Regions from separate parts of the Homo sapiens genome. Here all the other regions are linked to region 3. The links are chromatin contacts, found by Hi-C or POLR2A ChIA-PET in ENCODE. All regions are on one chromosome and are shown on one strand. Each heading gives the region's core, a stretch centred on a gene start or an enhancer-like site at or near the end of the contact. The rest is flanking DNA. Distances are from core to core; before and after follow the strand shown. Region 1 holds the start of PHYKPL (5-phosphohydroxy-L-lysine phospho-lyase). Region 2 holds the start of RMND5B (required for meiotic nuclear division 5 homolog B). Region 3 holds the start of CNOT6 (CCR4-NOT transcription complex subunit 6). Region 4 holds the start of TMED9 (transmembrane p24 trafficking protein 9).

Evidence for each region. A loop is a pair of places that touch in the nucleus more often than their neighbours do. ChIA-PET counts read pairs that join two places held with the same protein, here RNA polymerase II (POLR2A). Pooled maps may share reads with other maps.
Region 1: a pooled map shows a loop between it and region 3 (10-fold over the local background). The contact joins the promoter of PHYKPL here to the promoter of CNOT6 in region 3. A Hi-C loop is called at or near these places in 2 of 37 single-sample maps with no recorded cell type and 5 of 50 pooled maps.
Region 2: a loop to region 3 is called in a map of CD14-positive monocyte, with 11 times the contacts of the local background. The contact joins the promoter of RMND5B here to the promoter of CNOT6 in region 3. A Hi-C loop is called at or near these places in 2 of 168 maps with a recorded cell type or tissue (CD14-positive monocyte and ascending aorta) and 8 of 50 pooled maps.
Region 4: a loop to region 3 is called in a pooled map, with 5 times the contacts of the local background. The contact joins the promoter of TMED9 here to the promoter of CNOT6 in region 3. A Hi-C loop is called at or near these places in 1 of 168 maps with a recorded cell type or tissue (ascending aorta) and 7 of 50 pooled maps. POLR2A ChIA-PET finds 5 or more read pairs at or near these places in 1 of 52 experiments (Caco-2).

The regions. Positions count from the first base shown.
Region 1 is chr5:178,228,803-178,234,275 of GRCh38, reverse strand. It overlaps PHYKPL (5-phosphohydroxy-L-lysine phospho-lyase), which reads left to right and starts at 1,474. Exons shown (of 13, transcript NM_153373.4): 1 at 1,474-1,784; 2 at 2,753-2,871; 3 at 4,177-4,336. The coding sequence starts at 1,726. It overlaps LOC112267937 (a long non-coding RNA gene), which reads right to left and starts at 238. Exons shown (of 3, transcript XR_002956238.2): 1 at 1-238. RefSeq lists silencers at 1,240-1,649, 1,730-2,049 and an enhancer at 1,312-1,850.
Region 2 is chr5:178,128,577-178,134,749 of GRCh38, reverse strand. RMND5B (required for meiotic nuclear division 5 homolog B) reads right to left here and starts at 3,736. Exons shown (of 11, transcript NM_022762.5): 1 at 3,696-3,736; 2 at 3,374-3,513. RefSeq lists enhancers at 2,103-2,632, 3,911-4,562, 4,563-5,214 and a silencer at 3,590-4,179.
Region 3 is chr5:180,491,334-180,497,261 of GRCh38, reverse strand. It overlaps CNOT6 (CCR4-NOT transcription complex subunit 6), which reads right to left and starts at 2,883. Exons shown (of 12, transcript NM_001370472.1): 1 at 2,499-2,883. RefSeq lists silencers at 2,114-2,373, 2,404-2,503, 2,674-2,813, 2,944-3,143.
Region 4 is chr5:177,587,301-177,593,452 of GRCh38, reverse strand. TMED9 (transmembrane p24 trafficking protein 9) reads right to left here and starts at 1,250. Exons shown (of 5, transcript NM_017510.6): 1 at 1,055-1,250; 2 at 778-878. The coding sequence starts at 1,238. RefSeq lists an enhancer at 1-45.

The DNA.
Region 1 (5,473 bases), core at 225-2,724, 2.3 Mb after region 3:
GGGCTGAAAGGCGGGGCCCAAATAGGACTCACACACACACAAATACACACACACACACACGGTCTGTGAGGTCTTGATCCTCAGAAACGAAGTACAGGCTGGGTATGGTGGCGTGCACCTGTAGTAGCAGGTACTTGAGAGGCTGAGATGGGAGGATCACATGATCCCAGGGAGGTAGAGACTGCAATGCTGCACTCCAGCCTGAACAACAGAATAAGACCCTTTCTTTAAAAAAAAAAAAAAATACAGGCCACAAGCAGTTAACCTCGCAGTTAATTTGGGAAGAATTTTTTCCAAAAATCATGTAAAATATTCAATTCAGCTTTACAGTTAAAAATAAGAAATTCCATTCTTTTAGGGAAGATGAAAAAGTCCTGTTGCATGGATGGTGGTGATGGCTGCACGACGATGTGAATGTACTTTTGCCACTGAATTGTATCCTTAAAAATGGTTAAAATGGTAAAATTTTGTTATGTATATTTTACACAATAAAGAAAAAAGAAACTCCAAATGTTCTTTAATAAATGCCTTAAGCGGCCGGGTGCGGTGGCTCACCCGGCCTGTAATCCCAGCACTCTGGGAGGCCGAGGCAGGCAGATCATCTGAGGTCAAGAGTTCAATAAATGCCTTATGCATCTTACAACTGTATTGGGAAGAGAAGAAGAAATCAGCAATGAGGGAGTGAAGCAGAGGCCTGGGAATCATGATGTGGACAGAAAGAAGGGACAATCAGGAGCCTCCCCTGCACCTGCTGCAGTCCCAGGCCCGTGTTCCAGGGTTCTTCAAGGCAGAAAGCCCCAGTGCCTCACCCCAGGAGGGGGCTTTTCTCTCATATCCCAGCCCCTTGGGAGGCTTTTTCTTCTCACTCCCTGGGCTGGGAGTCAAGAAGACCTCAGTAGGAGTCCAGCCTCTGCAGCCTTGCTGCGTGTCTGACAACAAAACCCTTTCCCTTTCTGGGCTTCAGGGTCACCGACATGTACCACAAGGAGGATTCCCAACCTCTCTTCTTGCCCAAACGCTGCATGATTCTCTCAGCGACGATACAGCTCGTCCGGTTCACCCTGCCTAGATTCTAGCAGGAACTATGGTGCCCTGAAGGTCAAGCCCATGGTGATCTCCTTGGTCAGCCCCAGAAGGGACCCTGGGCTCTCCTTCTGCTCTTCCTGCTGCCCCTTCATGGGGCTGGGAAAACCTAGGACCTGCTTCTCCCACCCTGAGGCCCCTACTGTGTACCAGGCCCGGGTAAGGTACCAGTCACATACTCGCACTTAGGCCTCACAGTTCATCCCATTTTATGCACAAGGCGACTCAAAGACTGAGTCTGGCCCAGAGAAGGCCTGCAGGAGCTCCGAGCCCCGCCTGGGCGCCGGGAGCAGGGGCGGGGTCGTCCGGGACCCTTTCCCGGAAGGGAGGCCGCAGGGGCCTGCGGGGCGGGGCCTGCGGGGCGAGGCCCGGGGCGCGTCCCGGAACCAGAGACGGGGCAGCGCTCGAGTTCCTGCGCGGGACTGCCAAGGCACGACCACGGGCCGGAAGGCTGCCAGGCCCAGTGGGCAAGCGAAGAAATGAACCACCGCAACGCGGGCGCTTCGGGGCGGGGCCGAGTGCGAACCTGAGCCCCAAATCCCGACCCAGGCAGGGGCGGGGCCCGGAGCGGGGCCTTGGAGGCCCAGCCCGCGCGGCGACGTCTCCGCGTGGCGTCACGGCACCGACTGACGGCCACCCACCATGGCCGCAGACCAGCGCCCGAAGGCCGACACGCTGGCCCTGAGGCAACGGCTCATCAGGTACCCGGGCGGGGGGCGGGCGGCGGGGGGCGCGGGGCTGCGCGGAGAGGCACGCGCACGCACGACGCACGCACGCACGCACTACGCACGCGCCTCCGGCTAGGAAGCCGCTGCTACCCATCCCGTCCGGCCGCTGCCCCGGCCCCGCTGGAGCTTCTAGGGCCCGAGGCGGGCGGCGCCGTTGGGCAGTCCCGGCGGGTGGTCTCCGGGGCCGCCTCCCCGACAGCGCCGTCTCCAGGCCGCCCAGTTCAGGAGACGGCCCCGCCCTCACCGCTGTTCGGCTGTGTCAGCCTCGCTTGGCAGCCTTTACTCCGGAGAAGACCTTCACCCTGGCGCCTGAGAGGACCTCACCCAGGGTGGCCCGTCAGCAGCACCTGGGCCTGGCTCGAGAGTGACCTGGGAGGGGGCTGAAAGGGCAGACAAGGGAGAGTCGGGGGAGTCGGTTCACAGGCAGCACACTTGACCTGTGAGGGGGCCCTCGGTGGGACGGTGGGTGAGGTCGCCTCCCACTGGAGCTTAGGGCTGGCACCCAGCGAGGGGCAGCAGGGCCACGTGGCTGGCAAGGAGCTGTTTAGGGCTGAGAGCCAGGCACCTAATGTTGGTGCCCTGGCCCATCCCATCGAAGACACGCGGCCTTATGGAGTCCCCATGGGACGGGGCAGCCACCTTTTCTCAGGATCCGGGAGACTGACGCGGACACATGCAGAAATGAGCAAGGAGGCCACAGAGGCTGAAAATGCTTTCAGAAACAATCCGAAGTTTCAGCGACTTGTTACCCCATCTGCTTCCTGCTTTGCAACCACCTGTGGAGTGGAGAGACAAGGCAGGGAAGCAGCACCTTGCCCTTCCAGCTCTCATTTCCCCCCCGCCACCAGAAACTGGGAAGGGGTGGGCGGGGGTCTGCGATGAGTAGACTTCACCCTTTCGGTCTTCAGACATGGCTGTCCACTCCTTGCCTGTCCCCACAGCTCTTCCTGCAGACTCTTTTTTCCCGAGGATCCTGTTAAGATTGTCCGGGCCCAAGGGCAGTACATGTACGATGAACAGGGGGCAGAATACATCGATTGCATCAGCAATGTGGCGCACGGTCAGTATCACACCTCAGGCTGGCAGGGCAGGAGAGGAAGGCAGTGCTGTGAACCTGGTCCCAAGGTGACCTGAGATTGCCGAGAGGTGTGGAGAACCTGGGTGGAGTTGAGGCACTGTCAGTATGCAGAGGAGGCTCAGCCTTCGCAATATAGCTGTGGAATTCTGCAATCTGGAGCTGTGCTAAACCAGGCAGGGGTCAGCAATCTAGGTCTGTGAGTCTAGTTCCACTTGGGACTGATGATGAGCTCACAAAGTGGCAGATGGCCCAGCTGTGACCAGCAACGTAGCACAGTGCTGGCCAAGTGCTGGGGTCATGGCAGTGCTTCAGCCCCATTGGCCATCTCAGGTGCTAGGCAAGGGAGCTGAAGTAGGAATTCAGTCATCTTGATGAGGCTGCCAGAGCTGATGGAAAGAAAGGGAGTCTGAGACTCAGCAGGCACATGGAAGATGAATAAAGTTGAGGTTAAAAAAAAAAAAAAAGCAGAGACTCTAGTCTTAGACTGCTTGGGCTCAAATCCCTGTCCCCTACTTACTAACTTGTGATCTCGGGCAAGTTACTTAATTCTCAGTGCCTCAGTTTGCTTATCTGTGAAAGACATAATGATACTAGGTACCCACTTTAAGGTGTTTGGAGAATTAAGTGTGTTAATTTATGTAGCTTGCTCTGAATGTGCCTGGCACATGGTGAGCTCTCAGTACATATTCACTGTTATTATCCTTGGCCTTTGACAATCAAGATTACCACCAGCCCCCTTGGCTGGTGAAGTGAAACCAGTTGACAGTCACCCCCCACCCCACCTTTGTCATACAAGCCTCAAAAGGCCTTCCAGCCTGGGCAACATAATGAGACCTTGTCTCTACCAAAAAAAAACTTAAAAATTAGCCAGGCATGGTGACTGGTGTCTATAGCCCCACCTGCTCAGGAGGCTGAGGTGGGAGGACCACTTGAGCCCAGGAGTGTGAGGATGCAGTGAATGCCATGATCACACCATACACTCCAGCCTGGGTGACAGAGTAAGGCCCTGTTAAAAAAAAAAAAAAAAGTCCTCCTTAAAGACATGGGCTTTCTAGACAGGGTTCTTCTGCTGAAGCGGCTTTCCTTCTGCCAGAATCTCAGGAACTCCTGGATCTGCCTTTCCAGAACCAGCTTCTCTCTCCCTGCTCTGCCTTCAGACTGCCCTCTTTCTACCTCTCCCTCTAGAACTACATCTCTTCTGGCTGGGTTTATAGCTTGGGGCTGGGGGAGGCCCAGTGGGACTGGCTGAGTGGAGCCAGCCGTGTGACGGAGGCGGCCCTCTTCCAGTTGGGCACTGCCACCCTCTCGTGGTCCAAGCAGCACATGAGCAGAACCAGGTGCTCAACACCAACAGCCGGTACCTGCATGACAACATCGTGGACTATGCGCAGAGGCTGTCAGAGACCCTGCCGGAGCAGCTCTGTGTGTTCTATTTCCTGAATTCTGGGTAAGTGGACTGTGGCCAGCCCCCGGGAAGAGGGTGAGACGGTAACAAAGACAGTCACTCACATGGGCCCAGTGTAGTGTAGCTGACCGAGTGTGGACTCGGAGAGGCAGCCCCCACTGCACCAGGCTCCTGAGATTCCCGGCTGTAGGCCCTGATGCTTTCTCTGTTGGATCCAGTTTCCTTGTCTCTTATTGAAGGATGTTATTACCTCCTTTCTAGGATCATTGCTGGAGCTTAGTGAGGTAATATGTTCCTTTATTTCTGCCTTAAGGATACAGCCAAAATCCCTGCCTGTGGGTTGCTCAGTAAGGAAGGAAAACATCAAGTGATTCTTCAAAGAAATACAGAATTGCAAGGAGGGCTCTGGAGGAAGTGTACAGGGTATCATGAGGCCTAGAAAAAGTGAGGGGACCTGACCTGGGGGTTCAGGGAAACCTTCCCTGAGGAAGGGCTGTTAAGCTCAGAGCTGACTAGGAGATAACTAGAAGAGGAGGAAGGAAGGGTGCTGCCACTGCATCAGAAGTCTCGTCAAGGCTGGGCACGATGGCTCATGCCTGTAATCCCAGCACTTCGGGAGATCGAGGTGGGCGGATCACCTGAGGTCGGGAGTTTGAGACCAGCCCGGCCAACAGGGCGAAACCCCGTCTCTACTAAAAATACACAAAATTTAGCTGGGCGTGGTGGTGGGTGCCTGTAATCCCAACTACTCAGGAGGCTGGGGCAGGAGAATCGCTTGAACCGGGAGGCGGAGGTTGCAGTGAGCCAAAATTGCACCACTGCACTGCAGTCTGCAGGACAGAGAGAGGCTCTATCTCAAAAAAAAAAAAAAAAAAAAATAGTCTCATCAAAACTCTTGTCAAGGTTGGTCACCACACAGAACTGCCTGTGGAAAGGCCCTGTAGCAGGAAAGGATATGGTACCCAGCACACTTGAGGAACCGAAAGAAGTCCACGAAGGGAAAGCAGAGGCTGTGAGCTGTTGGGAGGCAAGCAGGGCGCATCACCTAGGGCCTTCTCCGCCAAGTGGGGAAGCTGTCTTTATCCTAAGAGCATTGGGAAACTATCGGAGGCTTTAATCAGGAAACGATGTCTTAAAGGGAACGGAGTGCAAGAGTGGACACTGTTAGGTGCCAGTTCA
Region 2 (6,173 bases), core at 2,487-4,986, 2.4 Mb after region 3:
AGTGATCCACCTGCCTTGGCCTCCCAAAGCACTGGGATTACAGGTGTGAGCCAAATCACCTGGCCAAATTTTTAAAAGTAAAATAAATGAACTGAGAAAACAGAACTGTTCGTGGGTATTCTATCCAAAAAATGCAGGAGGTTAATTCAGTCTGTCTAGAGCAAGCCACTCTGCCTGAATCAGTCAGTCATCTTCACCAGGCGCAAGGAATTGTGTTTGTCTTTGACAAACTTCATGATTAATAGATTGAAATTTCATGTCCACTGGTCCTAAGCCTTCCTCCCCAAGGTCTCACATATACAGAAATTATCCACCAGGATGACCCTCCGAAACACATAGCAGATCCTGTTACCTTTTGCCCAACACTACCATGGTTGACATATAAACCCTTTGCAATAATGTATTTGCTTCCTTTGCACAAGTTGTTCCCATTTTTAGAGTGCCCTCTGCACTTCTTTGTATAGAGTACGTAAGCTGTAGTTAAATTATCACCTCCCCTTGAGCCCTCAGTGAAATCTCCCTGCCTCCTTTTCTGCTTCATAACCTGGCAAGAGTGGCCACACCACACCCATCGAGTCCTCAGCTACTGCAGCACAGTAACAGCCTGTCCACGTCAGCCTCCTCCATTGGTCTGTGAGCTGCTCGATGGCTGGAATGTAGTCTTGTCCTTTCTCCCCCTCAGTGCCCAGACTAGGGCCTGGTCCATGGTAGATGCTCAGTAAACATTTGTTGATTGGGGCAGGGCGCGGTGGCTCACGCCTGTAATCCCAACACTTTGGGAGGCCGAGGCGAGTGGATCATGAGGTCAGGAGATCAAGACCATCCTGGCTAACACGGTGAAACCCCATCTCTACTAAAAAAATACAAAAAATTAGCCGGGTGTGGTGGCGGGCACCCGTAGTCCCAGCTACTCGGGAGGCTGGGGCAGGAGAATGGTGTGAACCCGGGAGGTGGAGCTTGCAGTGAGCCAAGATTGTGCCACTGCACTCCAGCCTGGGAGACAGCGTGAGACTCCGTCTCCAAAAAAAAAAAAAATTGTTGATTGGCCGGCGCAGTGGCTCACACCTGTAATCCCAGCACTTTGGGAGGCTGAGGTGGGTGGCTCACCTGAGGTCAAGAGTTTGAGACCCGCCTGACCAACATGGTGAAACTTCGTCTCTACTAAAAATACAAAAATTACCGAGGCGTGGTGGCGGGCACCTGTAATCCCAGCTACTCAGGAGGCTGAGGCAGGACAATCGCTTGAACCTAGGAGGTGGAGGTTGCAGTGAGCCAAGACCACGCCATTGCACTCCATCCTGGGCAACAAGAGCAAAAACTCCGTCTCAAATTTAAAAAAACACACACACACATTTGCTGATTAAATGACACATCCATTTCCTAACTGCGCTGGAGAACCTGAGCTCAAATGTGTAGGAGTGGGTAGAAAAGAGACATGAGTGAAATATTAAAATCTCCACAAAGGCATGTATGGAGGTTTATCCTGGAGTATTTAGCATCCTGAAACAAGGGGCTCCTGTGTAAGGAGAAAGGAAGTTTGAGCAAATCATAAAGGTCCCTTTTGCCTGACAAAGATTAGACAACATCGGCTGGGCGTGGTGGCTCATGCCTGTAATCCCAGCACTTTGGGAGGCCGAGGCAGGCGGATCACAAGGTCAGGAGTTTGAGACCAGCCTGACCAACATGGCGAAACCCTGTCTCTACTAAAAATACAAAAATTAGCTGGGCGTGGTGGTGCGTGCCTGTAATCCCAGCTACTCGGGAGGCTGAGGCAGGAGAATTGCTTGAACCCAGGAGGCAGAGGTTGCAGTGAGCTGAGATGGCGCCACTGCACTCCAGCCTGGGCGACAGAGTGAGACTGTCTCAAAAAAACAAACAAACAAACAAAAACAAAAAAAAAAGATTAGACAACCTCCATTGACCCAATTCTTAACGCTTTTTTTTTTTTTTTTTTTTTTTTGTGAGGCAGGGTCTCTTCAGTTAATAGGGTTGCTTAAAAAAAAAAAAAAAAAGAGAGAGACAGGGTCTCAATCTGTTTCCCAGGCCAGAGTGCTGTGGTACAATCAGGGCTCACTGCAGCCTCGACCTCCTGGGCTCAAGTGATCCTCCCACCTCAGCCCCCCACCCCAAGAAGCTGGGACTACAGGTGCACCATGTAGTCCCACCATGAACACTCCTGAGTTCATGACACATGTAAGTGGTCCATGCAGGGCCTTTTCTCCTTTGTGTTTATTTATGTATTCCCTTTTGTCCCTATTCTTCCCCTCTCTCCCCACCACACCTGGCTAATTTTTTTGTTGTTTGTTTTTGAGACAGAGTCTTACTCTGTCGCCCAGGCTGGAGTACAGTGGCACGATCTTGGCTCATTGCAACCTTTGCTTCCCAGTTTCAAGCGATTCTCCTGCCTCAGCCTCCCAAGTAGCTGGAATTACAGACACCTGCCACCACACCCGGCTAAATTTTGTATTTTTAGTAGAGACGGGGTTTCACCATGTTGGCCAGGCTGGTCTTGAACTCCTGGCCTCAAGTGATCCTCCCGCCTTGGCCTCCCAAAGTGCTGGGGTTACAAGCGTGAGCCACTGCGCCCAGCCTAATTTTTTGGAGCGACAGGGTTTCACCATGTTGGCCAGGTTGGTCTTGAAGTGCTGAGCTCAAGCCGTCTGCCAGTCTCAGCCTCCCAAAGTGCTGGAATTACGGGCGTGAACCACCGTGCCCAGCCAATTCTTATGCTTTTGCAGCCGCGACCTCCATCCACTCTCTACCCTACATGTCACTCCTCTGCTTAAAACCAAAAGATTTCCACTGTACTTAGAAAAAACTCCACATTCCTCTCTCTGACCTACAGACTCTATGTGACCAAACCCCAATTATCCGACCTCATCTCCTACCACTCTTTCCCTTTCTTACCATACTTTAGCCACACTAGCTTGCTTTCTGTTCCTTGACTATACTCTCAGTTGATTTCTGCCCTAGGGCCTTCACACTGGCTGTTCCCGCTGCCTGGACCACTCTCTTCCCGTATCTTCCTAAGCCTGCCTCCTAATTTGGGTCTCAACGCAAATGTCCCGTCCTCAGAGATGCTCTGCTAGACCACAGTATCTAATACTGACCCCTCCGCCCCACCCTCACACCAGTTACCGTGTCATATCGCCCTCCTCCATTTTTTTTTTTTTTTTACTATACAGTCCTACTTGAAGTTTCTAATCTTTCTTTTCTCATTAACCAAAACTGGAGGGAGGAAAAAGCCCATCATTTTCCCTGGACAGCAGCGCCTACTGGGAGTTTCACCCGCATTAACATGCAAACGACAGGCAAACTCCTAGTCATCCTTCCAAAGACCCTGCTCCATAGCCCTGCCGAGCCCGGTGCGCACCTGCTCACTTCCGACCCAGCGCGGTCGCACGAGGACTGGACGTTTGAGTCCGAGCAACTCCCCCCGGCTGAGGCGGCTCTTCGGGGGCTGGGCCGGGACCTATGAGTCTGGGACTCCAGCTCCCGGCCCAGGGCCGACAACTGCGAAGAGAACAAGCCCAAGGGCAGATTGTTCGGGGCTTAGTCGTGGGTAGCAGGGGTTCTGGAGAAGGCTGGGGCCCGGGAGGCCGGCCGAGCTTTCCCCGCCGCGCGCCTCAGCTCCGCCGGCCGCTGTGCCCGCCCTCGGCCCGCACCTGCCGGCTCCCAAGCCCGCCCGCTCTCACCTCGCCCCGCAGCCCCGGCCCCGGCTTCCGGCGCCACTGTCATCGGAACCGGAAGCCGCGGCGGGCGATCGGCGGCCCGGGCCCGCCCATTGGCGGTTTTGCGGAGGGGTGGCCGTCCCACGAGCCCGCGGCTTTGCGCCTCACCGCCGAGGCTCCCCGCCGCGCATGCCGAGTGGAGTCGCCCGCGGGAACCGGGCGGCGGCCAGAAAAGCCGCGCCTGTAGTCCTCTGGGGGTCGCGCCTGGTCGTTTCCAGGTTCCGAGTCCCTCCGGCCCGGCCCCGGGCCTCCCAGTCGGCGGAAGCCCCTGGCCGCGACCGCTCCTCGCCGGCGGGCGGGTTCCCCACCCGGCAGAGGCGTCGGCCTCGCACTCAACCCAGCACCCGACTCCCGGGTCAGAAGCCCCAAGCCCCAAGTGGTTACGCTTACAGCGCTGCCCGCCCTGCTCAGTGAGGGCGGCGCGGGGGCCGTGAGGGGCAGTGGCTGGGCTAGGTGCGCACCGGCCTCGGCAGGGCTGTGGAGCAGGGTCTTTGGAAGGATGACTAGGAGTTTGCCTGTCGTTTGCATGTTAATGCGGGTGAAACTCCCAGTAGGCGCTGCTGTCCAGGGAAAATGATGGGCTTTTTCCTCTCTCCAGTTTTGGTTAATGAGAAAAGAAAGATTAGAAACTTCAAGTAGGACTGTGAACAGGCTTAGGGATCCTGGACAGAGCCTAGAAATCTCAGGAGAACTGAGAGCTCTTGAAATATGAAGTGATGCTTAAAAAAAAAAAGAAAACTCCAGGCCGGGCGCGGCGGCTCACGCCTGTAATCCCAGCACTTTGGGAGGCCGAGGCGGGCGGATCAGGAGGTCAGGAGATCGAGACCATCCTGGCTAACACGGTGAAACCCCGTCTCTACTAAAAATACAAAAAATTGGCCGGGCGAGGTGGGGGGCGCCTGTAGTCCCAGCCACTCGGGAGGCTGAGGCAGGAGAATGTCGTGAACCCGGGAGGCGGAGCTCGGAGTGAGCCGAGACGGCGCCACTGCACTCCAGCCTGGGCGACAGAGCGAGACTCCGTCTCAAAAAAAAAGAATAGAAAACTCCGGGCCGGGCGGCTCACGCCTGTAATCCCAGCACTTTGGGAGGCTGAGGCGGGCGGAACATAAGGTCAGGAGTTCGAGACCAGCCTGTCCAATATGGTGAAACCCCGTCTGTACTAAAAATACAAAAATTAGCCGGGAATGGTGGCAGGCGCCTGTAGTCCCATGATCCTAGCTACTCGGGAGACTGAGGCAGGAGAATCGTTTGAACCCGAGAGGCGGAGGTTGCAGTGAGCCGAGATCGCGCCATTGCACTCCAGCCTAGGCGACAGAGCGAGACTCCGTCTCAAAAAAAAAAAAAAGAAAAGAAAAGAAAACTCCTTTCCTGTCCCAGCCTTTCTGGTCCCCTTAGCCCGAACTTAATCTGCCCACTGGGTATTCAACAGAATTCAGTTCTGCGGAGGAGGGGGTCCAGCCCTACCCTGCCGCCCTGTGTTGGTCGCTGTCCTGGGGAACGGGGGAAGGGGAGAAGATGGGAGCTGCCCATCTGCCCTAAGGAGGAAGGGTGAGGGTTAGGAAGGAGGAGGGAACAGGCACTGACCCCAAACCCAGGTCCAGACTGAATTTTCTTTTTCTTTTTTTGAGATGAAGTCTTGCTCTGTTGCCCAGGCTGGAGTGCAGTGGTGTGATCTCGGTTCACTGCAACCTCCACCTCCAAGCTTCGAGCGATTGTCCTGCCTCAGCTCCATGAGTAACAGATTACAGACATGCTCCACCATGCCCGGCTAATTTTTGTATTTTTAGTAGAGAGGGGATTTTGCCATGTTGGCCAGGCTGGTCTCAAACTCCTGACCTCAGGTGATCCACCCACCACAGCCTCCCAAATTGCTGGGATTACAGGCATGAACCACCACACCCAGCCCCAGATTGAATTTTCTATCCCGGACCCTCTGCTCTGGAGGGAAAGAGTAGAGAAGTCCCCACTCCTCCTCAGGCCTCAGCTGGGACTAGGAACAGCCCTGGAGAAAAAGCCAGGTCTCTGTGTTGCCCACTTCTGCTCCCTTTTTGGTTGGGCCTCATTCCAGGCCATCCTCCCCTTGAATCCTCCATGCCTTCCCCTCCCTCCCCTTTGCACAACTTACTTTTTTTTTTTTTTTCAAAATAGAGAGGTGGTCTCCCTATGTTGCCCAAGCTGGTTGCGAACTCTTGGCCTCAAGAGATCCTCCCCTCTCAGCCTTTGGAAGTATTGGGATTACAGGAATGAGCCACCATTCCTTGCCCTGTTTTCTTTTTTTTTTTTTTTTTTGAGACGGAGTCTTGCTCTGTCGCCCAGGCTGGAGTACAATGGCATAATCTTGGCTCACTGCAACCTCCGCCTGCCAGGTTCAAGCAATTCTCCTGCTTCAGCCTCCTGAGTAGCTGGGACTACAGGTGCACACCACCATGCCTGGCTAATTTT
Region 3 (5,928 bases), core at 1,634-4,133:
TCTGCCTCCCAGGTTCAAGCCATTCTCCCACCTCAGCCTACTGAATAGCTGGGATTACAGGCATGCGCCACCACACCTGGCTAATTTTGTATTTTTAGTAGAGACAGGGTTTCATCATATTGGCCAGGCTTGCCTCGAACTCCTGACCTCAGGTGATCCACCCATCTCGGCCTCCGAAAGTGCTGGGATTACAGGCGTGAGTCACCGCGCCTGGCATAAAATGCATACTTTTAAACTACATGTACAGTGGGCAAATTCCTACAACGCCTTTACACATTTGTAGTTAGGACCAAGTTCTATAAACCAACCTTATGTCTGCTCAAAAGTTTGAAATTTCCCAATAATTGTAGTTTTACTTTGCCAACAACATTTAAGCAACCTGAAAATACCTACAAATTGAACAGGCATTCAAGAGGAGCCGCTTGGGCTGCATCACCACTATCAAGACACTATGGAAATTACCTAATGATTGACTTTCAGAGAAAATCTTCAGTCTCACAAGAAAATCTGTCTTTCGTCACCGTTTTTATAAAGTGATCAAGACAAGGTCTCACTACGTTGTGACAGTTATCACAGACTTTATATATGTTACTTTATATTTTTCTGAGACAGGGTTTTGCTGGTCTCAAACACCTGGGCTCAAGCCATCCTCCTTCCTCAACCTCCCAAAGCGCTGGGATTACACGGTGAGCCACCATGCCTGGCAATTGCATCATCTTTTTTGATCATTTCGTTCAGCATCTCGTTCATCGACTGAGAAGTGACCTGAAATAACTTCCAACCATTAACATACCCTCCCTCCTCCCAAAAGAACAAACCTCTAGCGATTAGGTCGCACACTCATGCGCTCTCACACGCACACAAACCCGGTCCTTTCCCTCCTCATTACAGTACCATGGGCAAGTCACCTCCACCTAGAAAGGTCTGTCTTCTCATTAGCAGCTGTTCATGTATTTTGTTTAAAGCAAAACACCTGGAGTAGATCACAGATCTAAAGATATTAAGCAATTTTTATTCTAAATTTTACTCTAAAAGTCATCACATTCTAAACACTGTGATGGCCAGGCATGTTGGCTCATGCCTGTAATTGCAGCACTTTGGGAGGCCAAGGAAGGAAGATCGCTTGAGCCCTGGAGTCGGAGACCAGCCTGGGCAACAGAGCAAGGCTCTACAAAAAATTAAAAAATTAGCCGTGGTGGTGTCTGCCGGTAGTCCCAGCTAGTCAGGAGGGTGAGGCAAAAGGATCGCTTGAACCCAGGAGGCGAAGGCTGCAGTGAGCCGAGAACTGTGCCACTGCACTCCAGCCTGGGTGACAGAGTGAGATCCTGTCTCAAAAACAATAAATAAATTAAATAAAGACTGTGATAAATGTCTTAACAGCAATTCCCCAAAAAAGCCTTTAAACCCTTTTGATCAATGGCCCACGTCCACTCCTACAGCCTACTAATCTGTTCTAGAGTAGTAAATTCTAGTATATTGTAAAAAATACAAAGTGCTACTACACACCATTTTATTTTTCAGTTATTCATATTCACTCTCTTCCTCTTCAAAGTTAAATTCCCAGATACAAGTAGGCAAGAAGATTCAGCACTAACAATGAGACAATCCACCTGGAAAACAGGTAAGTATGGGAACTCAAATTGAAGCAGATTATCTAAAACACATCAGCTTACACAGTAACAACAAATCCAAAGAGCTCGAGCGAGATGACCATTCACAACGCTGTCAATGGCAACAACAGTTAAAAACAGAAGGCCACAGGTGTTGGTTAGCAGGCTCTTCGGGGAAGGTGAAGGAGGTAAAGAATCAAAGGAAGTTTCCAAAGAAAATAGCGATTAGTGCTGAAAAACAAAAAGGAGGGATGCAATTTGGGTTACCAGAGAAAACTGCTTGTAGAAACCAGTACAATCTCCGAATCCTTCGCAATACTATAAAATAAGCATCCTCATTGCATGCCAAGTGCTTCTTTAACCTGTAATCCACCCCGTCCTCTCCCTCAAAATCTGCGTTAAACTGAATTTTAAAAACATTTTAGGGGAGGGGGTAAGCAGTTGGTTTCCCGCTTGACAGTAATTGTGGCCACGGAGCGCGAAGCTCCACACTCCACACAGCGCGCCACCCACAGAGGCGCTTCTCAAAAGTTGCCACCCATCTTGGCCACGAGTCCCGGGACACGGACTCGCCTCCTCCGACGACGGCAGCCGGGACCGGCCGGGATCCGGGAGCCCAGCGCCGACCCTCTCCCCTCTGCGCGCCGCCGCCGCCGCCGTCAATCAACGCCCCCCTCCCAGGGACTCGGCCCGGGGGCGCGGCCCGGGGCGGGGCGCGATCGCGGCGCGTCGAAGGGGCCCCCAACAGCCGCCAGCTTGCGGAGCAGCGGGACCGCCGCCCACGAAACGAAAGTTGCCCGCGACCGAGCCCGGCCGACGGGGGGCGGTCCGTGCGCGGCCGGAGAGAGGAGCGGCGCCCCGACCGGGCCTCCGGCCTGCCTCGCTCACCTCTCGGGGTGCGCCGCCTTCCTCCGCCGCTGCCGCCTCCTCCTCCCTGTGAGTGCAGCGGGGTCTGCCCTGTGGAACCACCATACCAGTCCCGCCCGCTGCTGCAGCGCCGCCACCGCCGCCGCTCCTCTGCCGCCTTAGTCGCTGCTCTTTGTTCCCCCTCCGAGAGCCACTGCTTCGGCTGCCCGCCTCAGCCGCCCCGACGGGCCGCCACTACGCCCTCCCGCCCTCTCGGCCCCCGGCCTCGCCCTCCTCGCTGCGCCCGCCGCTGCCTTCGCCTCCGCGCCGCCGTCGCCGCCGCCACCGACGCCGCCGCCTCCTCCTCCGCGCCCCCCTCGTTTTCATTGAAAGCAAACAAGCATCATGGCGGCGGCCGCCGTCCCTCAGCCAGCGAGCGCCCGGACCGCCGCCGGCGCTCCAACATCCTGGCCGCTCATTGGGCGCCGTCGCCGGGCACAACCATCCGCCCTTCGGTGCGGGGGTCGCTCCCGGCACGCAGCTGCCCAGGCCCCGCCCCCTTACCCCCGCGCTGGAGAGCGGTGGACCGGCCCGGCGCGCTGCGGGCCCTGCCTCCCTGCCTGCCGCCCTCCATCCCTTCCTCTCCGTCCATCCTTCGTCTCCTTCTGTTCCCGCTCTCCTCGCTCCTTTCCTGCCTTGGCACTTCTGTTTTCTCCTCTCCTTAGCGCTCCTCCATTTTTCATCTACTTCTTTTTCCGCCCCAGGTTGTCCACTTTTTTTTTGTTTTTTGAGACGGTGTCTTGCTCTTTCACCCAGGCCAGAGTGCAGTGGGGCGATCTTGGCTCACTGCAAGCTCCGCCTCCCGGGTTCACACCATTCTCCTGCCTCAGCCTCCCGAGTAGCTGGGACTACAGGCGCCCGCCACCGCGCCCGGCTCATTTTTTGTATTTTTAGTAGAGACGGGGTTTCACCGTGTTAGCCAGGATGGTCTCCATCTCCTGACCTCGTGATCCGCCCACCTCCGCCTCCCAAAGTGCTGGGATGGCAGGCGTGAGCCACCGCGCCCGGCTGGGTTGTCCACTTTTATCTCCTCTTTTCCTTGATCGTCCTCCCCTTTTTTTCTCCTCTTCCTTTTCCTTAAGCCTTCGCCTGTCAATCACGTCGAAACACAGTATTTGACCGGAGCCAGTATCTTGATCTGCCTAAAGACAAGACATTCAATCGTGAACAGTCGAATATTATTCCTTCCTCAATTATACAAAGAAGAGTAAGTTAACATACCACTTCAGCCTATTAATGGTAATTCATTCCATTACATTAATGGACAGTTTTGGTGCTGGGGTCCTAGCCTGGGTAACGGACAGCAGCTGCTGTGCTCCAAGATCAAAAGGTGTTCAGGGCAAACTCTGGTGTTTGAAGGTCAGCAGAGAAATGACTGGGCTGATTCATGATGCTTACATCAAGAAATATTAGTTGACTGATGGTCAGGGCACAGAGATGAATCAGACCCCACCCAGCCCTGAGTAAGCTCACAGTCTAGGGGCAAGAATAACACCCAACAGACTTAATATTGGAGGTATATTGGTCGGGCGCGGTGGCTCACGCCTGTAATCCCAGCACTTTGGGAGGCCGAGGGGGGCAGATCACCTGAGGTCCGGAGTTGGAAAACAGCCTGACCAACATGGCGAAACTTCGTCCCTACTAAAAGTACAAAAAATTAGCCAGGTCTGGTGGCTTGCACCTGTAATCCCAGCTACTCGGGAGGCTGAGGCAGGCAGGAGAATCATTTGAACCTGGGAGGCGGAGGTTGTAGTAAGCGGAGATCGCACCATTGCACTCAGGCCTGGGCAGCAAGAGCGAAACCCTGTCTCAAAAAAAAAAAAAAAATTTGAGCTATATGTTGAAGGCGTGAAGGAAAAGGAAAGCTGCCTGCCCACCTATGTGGCAAACTAGGATAGGCTGCTAACTGCTTCCTGGAAAATCAACCCTGAAGAAATGAGAGTGAGACAGGTTCCAGGAACTAACAGTAGCAACAAACCGAGGCTTCTGCTTCAGTGAAGGCTGTTGAGAGCTGGGGATGTGGGAAATGGGTTGCTGTTGCCTGGGGTGGAGGAGACCTGGCTGGAAGGGCAAGGAAAGGATGAGGGACAAAAGCTGTTCAGAGGTGAAGATGATCCCCCTCTCCCCAGCACGGCCTTGGGATGGTCATCGCTTGGCACTGCCATGACATCAGGAGTGACAGCCCAGGCCTCTAGCGCCATAGGACACTGGGCAAAGACAGAGCAGTGCAGAAGTTTAGGAGTCAGGAAGAACACATGTAGACCAGTAAGCTGCCTGTGGCCATCCCTCCACAACCTCCTCCTGTACAGCAGGGAGTTGTGCGGCCCTGTGCTGTACAGAGTATCCCAGGCTGAGGGGCCAATGGGACAGACACCCTGCAGGGCCTCTCCTCCCTGTGTGAGTGCCCTGGCCGTCTGTGCTCCAGCCTGGGTGCCTTTTTGTAATTTGGCCAGAGGCAGCTACCTCAGCCCGGTGCGGGGACTCAACGCCTGTAATCCCAGCACTTTGGGAGGCCGAGGCGGGCAGATGACTTGAGGCCAGGAGTTCGAGACCAGCCTGGCCAACATGGCAAAACCCCGTCTCTACTAAAAATACAAAAAAAAAAAAAAAAATTAGCTGGGTGCAGTGGCGGGCACCTGTAATCCCAGCTACTTAGGAGGCTGAGGCATGAGAATCGCTTGAATCCAGGAGGCAGAGGTTGCAGTGAGCTAAGGTTGCGCCATGGCACTCCAGCCTGGGCAACAGAGCAAGACTGTCTCAAAAAAAAAAAAAAAAAAACTCAAACAAAACAAAACAAAAAACAGAGGGAGCAATTCCCTTGTGACTGGCACGACTGTATGGAGGAGGGGAGGTCTTGTTGCACAAAATCTTGGTAGCATAAAGCAACAGTTTTACTGTATCTCATGATTCTGATGTTCACCCTTGGGGCCTCATGCCTATACCAAAGGTGGCAGCTGGGTGTTGAATGTCTGGCACCTCGCTGCCCCCTAACGAGGCCTCCCCCGCAGTGTCTCATCCTTCAGCCTTTGTGTGTGGCCCCTTTCCCCAGCAGGAGGTGATCCTGCACTTCCTACATGACAACCAGGGGCTCCAAGAGGAAAGCGAAGCTGCCAGGCCTTCTGAAGAAGGCCACTTCCTCAATATTCTATGAATTAAAGCAGGCACAAGCCCAAGCCAGATTCAAGAGGAGAGGACATAAGCTGTGGAGGAGCTGCGCGTGCATGCAGGGCGGGGTGGACTAATTGGAGCCCTCTGGGGAGACTTGCTGCCACCAGGAGGGTACGATAGTGGCTCTGCTGTGCATGCCCTTTTCTTTCTGCATATCCGAGGAGAACCCCGCAAAATACCTACTCACCCTTTCAGGCCAGATCAAAGTGCCCCTCATGTTAGGCCAGACCTCCCATTGCAAGTT
Region 4 (6,152 bases), core at 1-2,500, 2.9 Mb after region 3:
GAGAGTCTGACATTAGGGTGGCAAGTGACTGACTGCTCTTGGGAAGGGCTTTCCTTTATAGCTTATGCCCTTTCAACTTTTTTGGTGTGAGTTGTTTTTTGGGGGGTTCTTTTTTGTTTTTGTTTTTGAGACAGAGTCTCACTCTGTCGTCCTGGCTGGAGTGCAGTGATGCTATCTCAGCTCACTGCAGCCTCAGCTTCCCAGGTTCAAGCAATTATCGTGCCTTAGCCTCCCAAGTATCTGGTATTAGAGGTGTGCGCCACCACACCCGGCTCATTTTTTTTTTTTTTTTTTTTTGTATTTTTACTAGAGACGGGGTTTGCCAGACGGAGGTTGCCCAGGCCGGTCCTGAACTCCCGGCCTCAAGTGATCCACCCGCCTCGGCATCCCAAAGTGCTGGGATTACAGGCAAGAGCCACCACACCCCGCCATGAGTTTTTTAACGAAAAGTGACAGAAGGTGAGAGCTGAAGGGTTTTGCCGTTCGTTTTAATATCCTTACTTGGGAAGATTAAAAGCTGCTCATTTTGTGGGGAAAGTATCATGTTCTGTGAAATCTTAAAGTCTAGATGACTTTAAGAGTTGACAAAACTCTTTGATTTTTATCACCACAATTAATCCGCCCATTTCACAGACCGGGCGGGGTCTGCAAGTCAGCAGGATATTCCCACAACATCAACTGTCTCTCCCACTTTAGCAGATGCAGGAACTAGAAGAGGAAGTACCGGAGCCCGCCTAGCTGAGAGGCTGGCGGAGAGGAGGGGGGCGGTTGGCTCACCTTGTCCTCTGGGTCCTTCACCTCCACAAACATGCCAAGCCCCGGGGTGGCCGGCTGGTACTCCTCCCGCTGCTTGTCATACAGCTGCGTCCGGTAGTTTCCTTGAGGGAAGCAGGGCGAGCCCAGGTCAGAGGAGCGCGAGGTGGCATGGGTTCCGCGACCGCCTGGGCACGGCGAGGCCGTCTCCTCCCGGCTCTAGAGAGCTGACTGTCTCGCATCCCCCGCCCCAAGACCACGGTCACGTTCCAAACTCGCCCCTTCCTCCCCGCCCCCGCACCTATGACCATGGTCTCGTCCGGGATCTCCTCAATAAAGCACTTCTTCTCCGTCTCTCCGATGTGAAAGTAGAGCGCGCTTCCGCGCGTCGCCAGCCACAGCACCAGCAGGAGGGTCCGCATCACTCTACCCAGCCCGGTTCCGGGCCGGGGCCGGACGAGCAGCACGCCCAGCTCCACAGCCATCTTGCTCCACCTGCCTGCGCAGCCGCAGCCGGCCGCGCCACGTCGCCCTGCCGCCGCCGCGGTGCCTGCCGGGACCGCGAGTTCCGCCGGGTGGACCACAAATCCCGAGATGTCCCGCGGCCCTGGCGCGGCAGTACCTGATTGGGGCGCGGCTTTTACCTGAGAGAGAGCGGGTGCCCTAGAATAAAAACTTATTTCCGTTGACTCTCTTCATGGCCTGGCAACTGACGATGGTTACCAGCTTTTCATAGATGAAACTGAGGTCGTTTGTTTGAGGTTGCGGAGCGAATTGCGAACAGAGACAGGATTCGAACCTAGGATCCCTGACTTTCCTTGGCACAGCATCTACCAGTCTTGATTTGCTTCTACCTTTAAAAATGAATTTAAAGAGAACGACCAAATAATGCACAAATGTATTATCAAAAAAGATTAAAAGAAATAAAAGGCAAGGTCTCCCATTACCACTTCTTTGTCCTCATACCCTGTCCACTCCTAAATCGGGTGTTACCCTCTCAAGCATTTCTCCGATCACACACACACACAAACACACACACAGCCTCTGCTGCCAGATCCCAACTGCAATGGCTCGTTACTAGCAATTCTACAGAAATAGAAAGGATCATAAGAGAGTACTATGAGCAAATATAAGCCAACAAATTGGATAACGTAGATGAAATGGACAAATTCATAGAAATGCAAAACTGACTCAGAATAGATAATATAATCTGAATAAACCTATAACTAGTGAGGAGATTGAATCAGTAATTTAAAAAAAATCATCCTTACTTAATATAGTTAAGATGTCAATACTATCCAAAGCAATCTACAGATTTAATGCAATTCCTGTCAAAATCCCAATGACATTTTTTGTAGAAACAGAGAAACTCATTCTACAATTCATATACTCTCAAGGGATTTCGATTAGCCAAAACAATCCTGAAAAATAAGAATAAAGCTGAAGAACTCACACTTCCTGATTTCAAAACTTACTTCCAAGCTTCAGTCATCAAGACAGTGTGGTACTGGCATATAGACAGACATATAGACCAATGGAATACAATAGAGAGCCCCAAGATATGCCCTCCCATATATGGTCAAATAATTTTTAACAAGGAGACCAAGCCCATTCAATGCGGGGAGGAGGGACAGTCTTTCTAACAAATGGTGCTGGGAAAACTGGATATCCACATGCAAAAAAGTGAAGGTGGTTCCTTCTCTAACACCATAGATAAAAATTCACCCAAAAAGACCCACAACTTTTAAAATCCCAAAGCATAAAACTCATAGAAAACATATGGCAAAGGGTTTACCACATCGGATTTGGCAACAGACTTCCTGGATATGACACTAAAGGCACAGGCAACAAAAGAAAAAATAGACAAATTGGACTTTATGAAAATTAAAACATTTTGTGCATCAAAAGACTCTGTAGCAGAGTAAAGAGGCAACCCACAGAATGGAAGAAAATATTTGCAAATCATATATCTGACAAAGGATTAATATCCAGAATATGCAGAGACTCCTAAAACTCAGCAACAAAATAAGAACAATCTCATTCAAAAACCACAACAAAGGGCTTGAATAGACATTTCTCCAGTGATCAACAAGTGGCCAGTGAGCACATGAAAAGATACTCAACATCACTAATCATTAGAGAAACACAAATCACAATGAGATAAAGAACAATGAGATACTACGTCATATACCCATTAAGATGGCCACTAGAAAAAAAAAAAGGAAAAGAAAGAAACTACAAGCATTGGCAAGGATGTGGGGAAATTGAACCCTTGTGCACTGTTGGTGGGAATGTAAAATGGTACAGACACTGTGGAAAACCGTATAATGATTCCTCAAAAAAGTGAAAATAGGCTGGGCATGGTGGCTTACGCCTATAATTCCAGCGCTTTGGGAGGCAGAAGCAGGAGGATTGCTTGAGCCCAGGAGTTCGAGACCAGTCGGGGCAACATGACGAAACCCCATCTCTACAAAAAATACAAAAATTAACTGGATCTGGTGGCATGCGCCTGTAGTCCCAGCTACTCAGGAGGCTGAGGCAAGAGGATTGCTTGAGCCTGGGAGGTCAAGGCTACAGTGAGCTGTGATCATGCCACTGCACTCCAGCCTGGGTGACAAAGCAAGACACTGTCTCAAAATAAATAAATAAAAATAGAATTACCATATGATTCAGCAAGTCCATATCTAGAGATATCCTCAAAATAATTAAAAGTAGGGTCTCAAAGAGATATTTGTACACATATGTTCACAGCAGCATTATTCACAAGCAAAAAAAAAAATGGAAGCAACCCAGTTCTTCATCAGTAGATGAATAGATAAGCAAAATATGGTACATCCACACAATGGAAATCCTTTCAGCCTTAGAAAGGATGGGAATTCTGACACATGCTACAACATAGATGAATCTTGAAGAAACATTACGCTAAGTGGACTAAGCCAGACATAAAATGATAAATACTGGGTAATTCCATGTATATGAGGTACTAGAGTCGTCAAAATCACAGAGACAGAAAGCAGAATGGTGGTTGCCAGGGACTGGAGGACAGGGAGAGTGAAGTTATTGTTTAATAGGTATAGAGTTTCAGTTTTCCAAGATAAAAAGAGTTCTGTAGATGGATGGTGGTGAGAGTTCTATGGCAATATAATGTACTTAATCCCACTGAAGTGTACAGTTAAAAACAGTCAACTTTGGCCGGGCACGGTGGCTCACGCTTGTAATCCCAGCACTTTGGGAGACCGAGGCGGGAGGATCACAAGGTCAGGAGATCGAGACCTGCCTCACCAACATGGAGAAACCCTGTTTCTACTAAAAATACAAAATTAGCCTGTGTGGTGGCACATGCCTGTAATCCCAGCTCCTCGGGAGGCTGAGGCAGGAGAATTACTTGAACCTGGGAAGCAGAGGTTTGGTGAGCTGAGAAGGCACCTTTGCATTCTAGCCTGGGCAACAAGAGTGAAACTCCATCTCAAAAAAAAAAACAAAAGTGTGGTAGAATGCTCCAGTGTAATCATCTGGGCCTTGAAATTTCCTTTTGGGGAGTGTTTTAATTATGAATTAAATTTCCTTAATAGCTATAGGGCTATTCAAAGTATCTATTTCATACTAGTAAGTTGTGATAGTGTGTGCTTTTTGAGTAATTGATCTATTTTGCCTAAATTGTTACATTTATGTATGTAGAGGTTCAGTCAGGATGGTGGGGAAAATTATACAATAAAACACAAAACTTGGAAGGCCAAAAGGTTTTTGCTTAGCTTCAGATAGTTTGGCTGAAAGCGGCCTAATCCTCTTTGAGCCATAGCAAGGGTAAGTAACATAGGAATGTAGAGGAGTCTATCTAAATAGCTTGTTTACTCATGTGGTTCTAAAAGTAACCTTTAATCATTCGCGGGCAGGATGGCGCTCTGGGGGAGGCAGGGGAAGGCGACCAGGTTGATTACCCTCTAATGGTGTTTACTTGAGACTTTTGCTGTGTTTAATGTGTGCTAAGTAAATGACGAGAAGGCCAGCGAGTAGGAGGCGGGGAGTCGGGGCCACGTTGCAAATGTACAGCACTCTCCTGGGAGTCTGTAGGGGGCCTGGACAATCGGCCTGACTGACAAGCAGAATATCTGTGTCAGTGTACATTATTCATCTGTCGTTGAGTTGAGGTCTGCAGCACACACCCCCACATATGTATGTAAAGTTGTCCGTGGAATTATTCTCTTATGATCCTTCTGATGTGGGCAGGGTCTGTACTGATGTCACCCGTTTCATTACTGATACTGGTGATTTATGTCTTCTTTTTTCTGTATCAGTCTTGTAAGAGGTTTGTCAATTTTATCAGTCTTTTCAAAGAATCAGCTTTTTGTGTCATTGATTTTCTCTGTTGCTTTTCTGTTTTTAATTTCATTGGTTTCTGCTTGTTATTTTTTCCTCTTCTGCTTGCTTTGGATTTAGTTTGTTCTTCTTATTCTAGTGACTTGAAGTAGAAGTTTGTGGGGTTTTTTTGTTGTTTTGTTTTGTTTTGATTTTTGAGACAAGGTCTCACTCTGTCACCCAGGATGGAGTACAGTAGCAACATCTCGGCTCATCGCAGCCTCCACCTCCCAGGTTCAAGCGATTCTCCTGCCTCACCCTCCCAAGTAGCTGGGATTACAGGCATGTGTCACCATGCTCTGCTAATTTTTGTATTTTTAGTAGAGATGGGGTTTCACCATGTTGCCCAGGCTGGTCTCGAACCCCTGACCTCAGGTGATCTGCCCTCTTCAGCCTCCCAAAGTGCTGAGATTATAGGCATGAGCCACTGCACCCGGCCAGAAGTAGTTTAGATTATTGATTTGAGACTCCTCTTTTAGTTAGGATTTTGGTTGTACCTAGCCAGAGGAATGGAGAAAAGTATGTCTATATCATCTTCTCAGAAGCAGAAGTCCTAAACTATCAGGTATGTTTTAAAGAACAAAATTATTACAAATAAAATTAAATCCTTATTCCCTCCATCCCTTTCCAGATGCAGCTACTTTAATAACTTTGATTTATATCTATTCCACTAATAAGATATTTTAAAAATAGGCCGGGTGTGGTGGCTCACACCTGTAATCCCAGCACTTTGGAAGGCTGAAGCAGGAGAGCTGCTTGAGCTCAGGAGTTCACGACCAGACTGGGCAACATGGTGAAATCCTGTCTCTACAAAAAAATACAAAAATTAGCCGGGTGTTGTGGCTCGCACCTGTAGTCCCAACTACTTAGCCAGGCGTGGTGGCACATTCCTGTAGTCCCAGCTACTTAGGAGGCTGAAGTGGGAGGATTGCTTGAGCCCAGGAGGTCAAGGCTGCAGTGAGCTGTGATTGTGCCACTGTACTCTAGCCTGGGTGACAGTGAGACCTGTCTCAATAAATAAATAAATAAAAATTAAAAGAAAG